2 separate regions of the Homo sapiens genome follow, and region 1 is linked to region 2. Evidence: read pairs that join two places in POLR2A ChIA-PET (ENCODE). Cell type or tissue: A673. All regions are shown on one strand. Links, peaks and the distances in the headings refer to the core of each region. The heading gives the core; the rest is flanking DNA.

Evidence for each region. ChIA-PET counts read pairs that join two places held together with the same protein. Peaks named below come from ENCODE experiments on the same cell type or tissue, not always from the same donor. Only the 100,000 strongest peaks of a DNase experiment are listed, where the experiment ranks them.
Region 1: POLR2A ChIA-PET joins it to region 2 with 6 read pairs; 2 of 35 experiments call an interaction of 5 or more read pairs at or near these places.

The regions. Positions count from the first base shown.
Region 1 is chr7:29,794,300-29,797,213 of GRCh38, reverse strand. No RefSeq gene overlaps it. Among named protein-coding and RNA genes, the nearest start is that of WIPF3, 11 kb to the left of the region's middle. RefSeq lists an enhancer at 2,764-2,914. In A673, for the core only: no CTCF peak of the experiment used is centred there; a DNase peak (open chromatin) is centred at 1,763.
Region 2 is chr7:29,477,336-29,480,249 of GRCh38, reverse strand. All of the region lies in intron 6 of CHN2 (chimerin 2), which reads right to left. Among named protein-coding and RNA genes, the nearest start is that of PRR15-DT, 85 kb to the left of the region's middle. In A673, for the core only: no CTCF peak of the experiment used is centred there; no DNase peak of the experiment used is centred there.

The sequences.
Region 1 (2,914 bases), core at 305-2,804, 320 kb before region 2:
TTCTGTTCTCTTTCTGGCTTGTTTGTGGTAATAGCACTGACACTCACTGATTCTCTCAAGTGAGGAACCTGGGTCATCCTAGTCTTCTCCTTGATTTCTACCACCACCATCTAATCCATCACAAAACCATTGACCTTCTGCCTCCCAGACACCTTTCCCTGTTGGCCCCTGGAGCCACTGCTTTAGCTCAGGCCTGGTCTATTGCTGTCATCTGCAACATGATGTTATGGGCTCCAATGCTGTGTTCCCTCCTCCTAACTCTTCTCCACCCTGAAGCCATAATAATCTTTCTAAAGCAAAATTTTAATCATCTAACTCACCTGCTTAGAGTTCCTCAACCACTCTCTTTTGAGCTTAAGATAAAGCCTAAGTAACTTAGTATCATCTACAAAGACCCCCAAGATTGGCTTCATCTCATCTTCTGACTCTGCCACCCCACAACCACACTGTGCTGCTGCTGTCCCAGAGGGCTCGGAGCCCCTCACATTCACCTGACTCTGCCTTCCTCAAAGCCACTTCTTGTCCTGGTATACCTTTTCCCTCCTTATTTCCCGGTGAACATCTTATCCTTCAGTATCAACACTCACCTATTCTGAGAAAGCTTTCTGAACCCTCAAGGAAGACCAGGGCTCCATTTCTCAATATTTAACATCCTCATCCCCTTTGTTCTTAAGCACTTAGAGCATGACATTGTAACTGTCTATTTGTCTATATCCTTAAGGGCAGAAATGGTGCCATTGTCCCAGTACCACCAGCACTGAACAAAATAGGCTTCACATAATAAGTCAGCACTCAATAAATCTTGAATTGATGAATAAGTTAATGACAGAGTATCTAATCCTCTTTTTCTTGCCTGTCCAGGGAAAATTCTGCACCAGAAAGACTACAGCTTAGTGGTGATAAGTCAACAAAAGTGGATGCTTTACTTCTCTCTTGGTGAGAAAGGACTCTAGCTTCAACCTCATGGTGTGAAGTCACAGAGCCCTTTAGAACAGAATGATAGAATAAGAAAGCAAACAGTTTTTGAGCAATCCTGACTTGGCTCTCTTTGTAGCTTTGCTTTTTTTTTTTTTTTTTTTTTAAATAGTGGGGCAAACTTCTGAACAATCATCACAGACATTTCAAATATGAAAACAAAAAGTAGTTCAAGGCCAAGTAGACATGCTTTAAAATTTTTTGCCATTTTGGGCTATCTGTGCTCATACTCCCTAAATAGAGTCACATTGTTTACAGGGATGATCAAGGATAGATTGTTCTCAAAAGTCCTGGAGTTCTGCACATTAGGATAACACGACATGGCATGTGACATGGTGATAAATTGCCACTTACTGGCAACGAGGAATAGTGATGACTTCTGTATCTAGTCAACCAGGTGACATAGCCAGGCCTTGGTCAGTCAATTCTCAAAAAAGAGAGACTCATCTTCCACCCACATCTAGAGGGTAACAAGTTCAAATACAAGATAGCCATGTTTCCCTGTCATTAAAGAGATTATTTCTTTTTATTTTTCAATGCTGGCATTTCTTGACCACAGAAAGGTTGAAGAAAGACATTGTGTCATGTAGAAAAAAAAGAATAGCATGCTTGTCTGATGGCATTGCCTACCAGTTTTCTATAGCTTAGTAAGAATAAAAGACTGGGTCTTGAAAACACTTGAAAAGAGATGATCATAAATCAAAGTACACCTTAATCAGCTTAACGTATTAATCCTTCTTCTTGGCTATTCAAGAGAAATAGTCAGGAAGCACTTAGTGAAAATGGGGGAAGGCATGAGCCTGGAAAAGCTTGCTGACGAATGAAACACCAGCCAGATTATTTTACCAAAGGGCATGTGATCCAGCTCAGAAAAAAAAAATGCATATAATTTTAGTGTGCAACTCCCATATATCTCCACAAAGCCAAAATCTGCATTATAATATAGAAGATGTAAACGGGCAGAAAATATACTTGCAAGTTCCTTAAGGACCATAAAGAACTGCTCATTGTCTTGGAGAGGAAAGGAACTGGAGGGGTGGGGGTGCCAGAGGCGTTTGAACCAGAGCAACTCCATCTTGAATAGGAGCTGGTTAAAGTAAGGCTGAGACCTACTGGGCTGCATTCCCAGATAGTTAGGCATTCTAAGTCACAGGATGAGATAGGAGGTTGGCACAAGATACAGGCCATAGAGCTGGCCCAAACCCACCAGAACCAAGATGGCGACGAGAGTAAACTCTGGTTGTCCTCACTGCTACACTCCCACCAGTGCCATGACAGTTTACGAATGCCATGGCAATGTCAGGAAATTACCCTATATGGTCTAAAAAGGGGAAGCATGAATAATCCACCCATTGTTTAGCATATAATCAAGAAATAACCATAAAAATGGGCAACCAGCAGCCCTTGGGGCTGCTCTGTCTATGGAGTAGCCATTCTTTATTCCTTTACTTTCTTAATAAACTTGCTTTCACTTTACTCTGTGGACTTGCCCTAATTTCTTTCTTGCCTGAGACCCAAGAACCCTCCCTTGGGGTCTGGATTGGGACCGCTTTCTGGTAAAAGGGGGAAGCTACCATCTCAGAGTAATAATAATAATAGCTAATATTTATTAAACATTTTCTACCTGTGCTTACCAGTGCCTATAGGCACTGCTCTAAGCACTTTACTTGTGTCAGTTCACTTCATTCTTACAATAACAATTAATCTTACTTTCTGGCCTCTGCTCTTAGCCACACTATCTCTGAGACCAGAACTTGGTGGGTTCTTCCAGGTGTGGGCAAACAATTGCACTGTGGCAACTCCAGTAACAAGCCCCCTTTCCTTCTTTTGATTTAAATAGAAAACAGAAAAAAGTTTTATTCAAGGTTCCTTTTATTTTGCTTTTAATGCTAAAGGAATATATTGTCCTTGGTTCCCTGTTGAGATAATTTGGAAAATA
Region 2 (2,914 bases), core at 307-2,806:
GCCAAAGAAAGCCGCCTTTGACACCCACCTTCACCCCGAAGGCTACGGCCAGCAGTTCTTGGCGTTTCCTGCCCTGCTTAGACTTCCGAACCACAGCACACTTTTTCTCATTTTCCAGCCACAGTTCTTCAGAGAACATAGTGCCTGGATCCCAGCTCTTTCCAGTTTGCTCTGCAGAGCCCAGGAAGCCCTGTGCTGTCAGGATTTTCGAACCGCAGCTTATGTTAGGCGGCAGATTTGAGGCAGCTGGGTCCTGTCTGCAGCAGCCTCCGGCATGTGACCTGAAAGGCCCAGTTTGAGTGATGGAGGGGGCCCGGCTTCTGAATAAGGATGGGCCTGTTTTGTGCTATTTCTTAAGGCCGACGTGCGCCTGGAACAATAGCAAACATTCATGTGCACAGCAACCCCCAGAAGCGGTATCCAGTCAGCCACTGAGGATTCAGGGAGGCAGGGGCCGGCAGCCTGCTTTCTCCTGCCGCAGCACATTGCAAAGGAGAGGTCTCTCCTCCTTATTAGCACATTTCACACTCAAACACACCAGCGCACACACCCCCCAGCCAGCTCTGACGTTCAAAGTCTGAGGCTGCATCCAATTAATCTGGGGCTCTGAACCCCATCCTGGGCTGAGCTCCAACAGATTAAACCTTTAAACCCTGATGACTGTTTAATCTTATAGGGGTAAAGCCTATGTCTCTTTATTAAAAATCTGCCTTAGCACTTGAAAGCTTAATTTTTATTCTTATGCATGCATTACATTGGAACAGTCTGAGCACCAAATGGGATATCAGAGGAGAGCAAAGCTTTTCCACTCTGAGTTCTGCAAAGTTGCAGAATAAGAGGCAGGATGTCTTGCCTCAGGACACTCCCCGGTCTCTCCTGTCCTTCCTGCACGAACAAACTCTGCTCAAACCCACACAGACAAGACAATATTCCTTACCTAAAATCAAAACATCATAATTGCTTTTCTTTTAAATAAAACATCTTCAGTGTTCATTCTGTTAGTGCCCAAGCCTATGAAAATGGCCTCCTTCCTCTTAAAAGCATCATCTGTTTGATGGTCTCCCATGACCCTAATTCTTTGATCCTAGGTCTCCCCATGAAAAGAAGCAGGGAAATCCTGATGTCTTGGGAGTACTCCTGACTCATTGGTGAAGATTAATGCAGCTAATGCCAGACAGTAAAATTAATGCTTTAGGAACTAGAAAACAAGATCTAGATAACTGGGCCTTTATGTAGATGGGCAGTCCTGTCCTCTACTCAAACAAGGGCCCCATGCTGCAGTCCCTCCAAGCAGCCTTGTGAAGAGTAACCAAAGATCACTCCTTCCCATGTGTAATTCTTTATTCCTGGTAAACACCATGATTTTAACTTGGTTCAAAAGTTCATCCTCCCATTTCATCCTCTCATGACCTTCAATAATAACACCCAATTTTTACGTTAAGCTATTGAGCACAATAATTTACGCTGTGTCAGAGGACGTTAGAATGTGTCAAAGGCACTTAACTCATTTAATCTGCAGCATATGGGTGTGAGGAGCAAGATTTTTATTCCCGATTCTTTTGGATGAAGAGAGCAAGGCACTGAGAGGTAAAGCAATTTGCCCAAGGACATGCAGCCTAGTTTAAGTGGCAGAACCAGGGCTAGAACACAAAGCATCTGTGTCCAGCGCCCATGCTCCTCAACACTGTGTCCTGCTGCCTCGGTACACCCATGTGCTGCCTCATCCTGCCATCAGTCCTGACAAATGCTTTATCTCAGATACTGGTTGAGTCTGGCCTCTCCCTACCTTTCTTTCCCCACATAACTCAGACCCTTGTTATCTCTCCAGTCCACCTTACACATCGCTCTACAACAATCTTCCTAATCCACCCATGCTTCTCCATAGCTTAACTGTGTCCTGGCATTGCTGGTTTTTCATGAGCTGATCCTAATGTACCCAGCTCATCCTATTTCCCTACACTCCCCTCCACAAATCCTACAACATCTCTTCTGTGACATACTTAACTGCTAACCTTGGTAGCTTGCTCTGTTCTTTAGAATATTCTAGCATCCTTTCAACATATCTACATTTTCACCAACATTTACATTCTGATTCTAATGCTACCCTTTCCAAAAGGACTTCCCCAGACTCCCCACTGAAGGCCAACTGTGTCCTCTGAAATCCCATAGTGTTTTATCCACATTTTTCTGATTGCACTTGTCACTTTCTGTCTTGTATTATAGTGACTATAACAGCTCTTATCCCTGCCACACTGAGAACTCACTGTGACATGCTCTATGCTTAATTTGCTTTTGTTTCCCCCTACAAAAGTGTCTAATAAGAGTCCTTGCCACAGTAGACACTGAATAAATATAAGTTGCTAGAAAGCACATGTACATATAGGAAGCCAGGGTTGTGGAAGAAGGTGTGCAAAGAGGACTGCATGGTGCGGGGTCTCCAGTCCCTCCTGTGACCACCCATCCACTGCCTCAGCTTCCAAAGACAAGGTTCCCTCCAGGGGTCTACTCTCTTAATGGGCTTCACCAGGCCCCTTGGCCCTTCTTCCCACTGTCCCATTCTGAAGGACAACTGTTATGGCAGGCGTTAAGTGAAGGCTTGGCATACCTTTGCAGGGCTTCCCATCCTTAGTCTACAGGTAAAAAGATGGAGAGAAGCAAAAAGGGTCCTTTCCCAACCTTCACTGCTAGCAAAGCGAGAGAGACCTTTTGATGGTGAGCCATTTGTGTAAGGGCAAATTCTGTGATGTGGACTGGACTAATGACATGAATATACCATTTTTAGAATCTGATCAAATAACTATTTACATGGAAAGTGGCCAAAAGAATCTCCTCCTTTTGGTCTATGGATGGTTGAATACAATGAGATTTAATATTTTTTCATGTCTGTGCTTGTATGTATAACAAGTAATTTTTA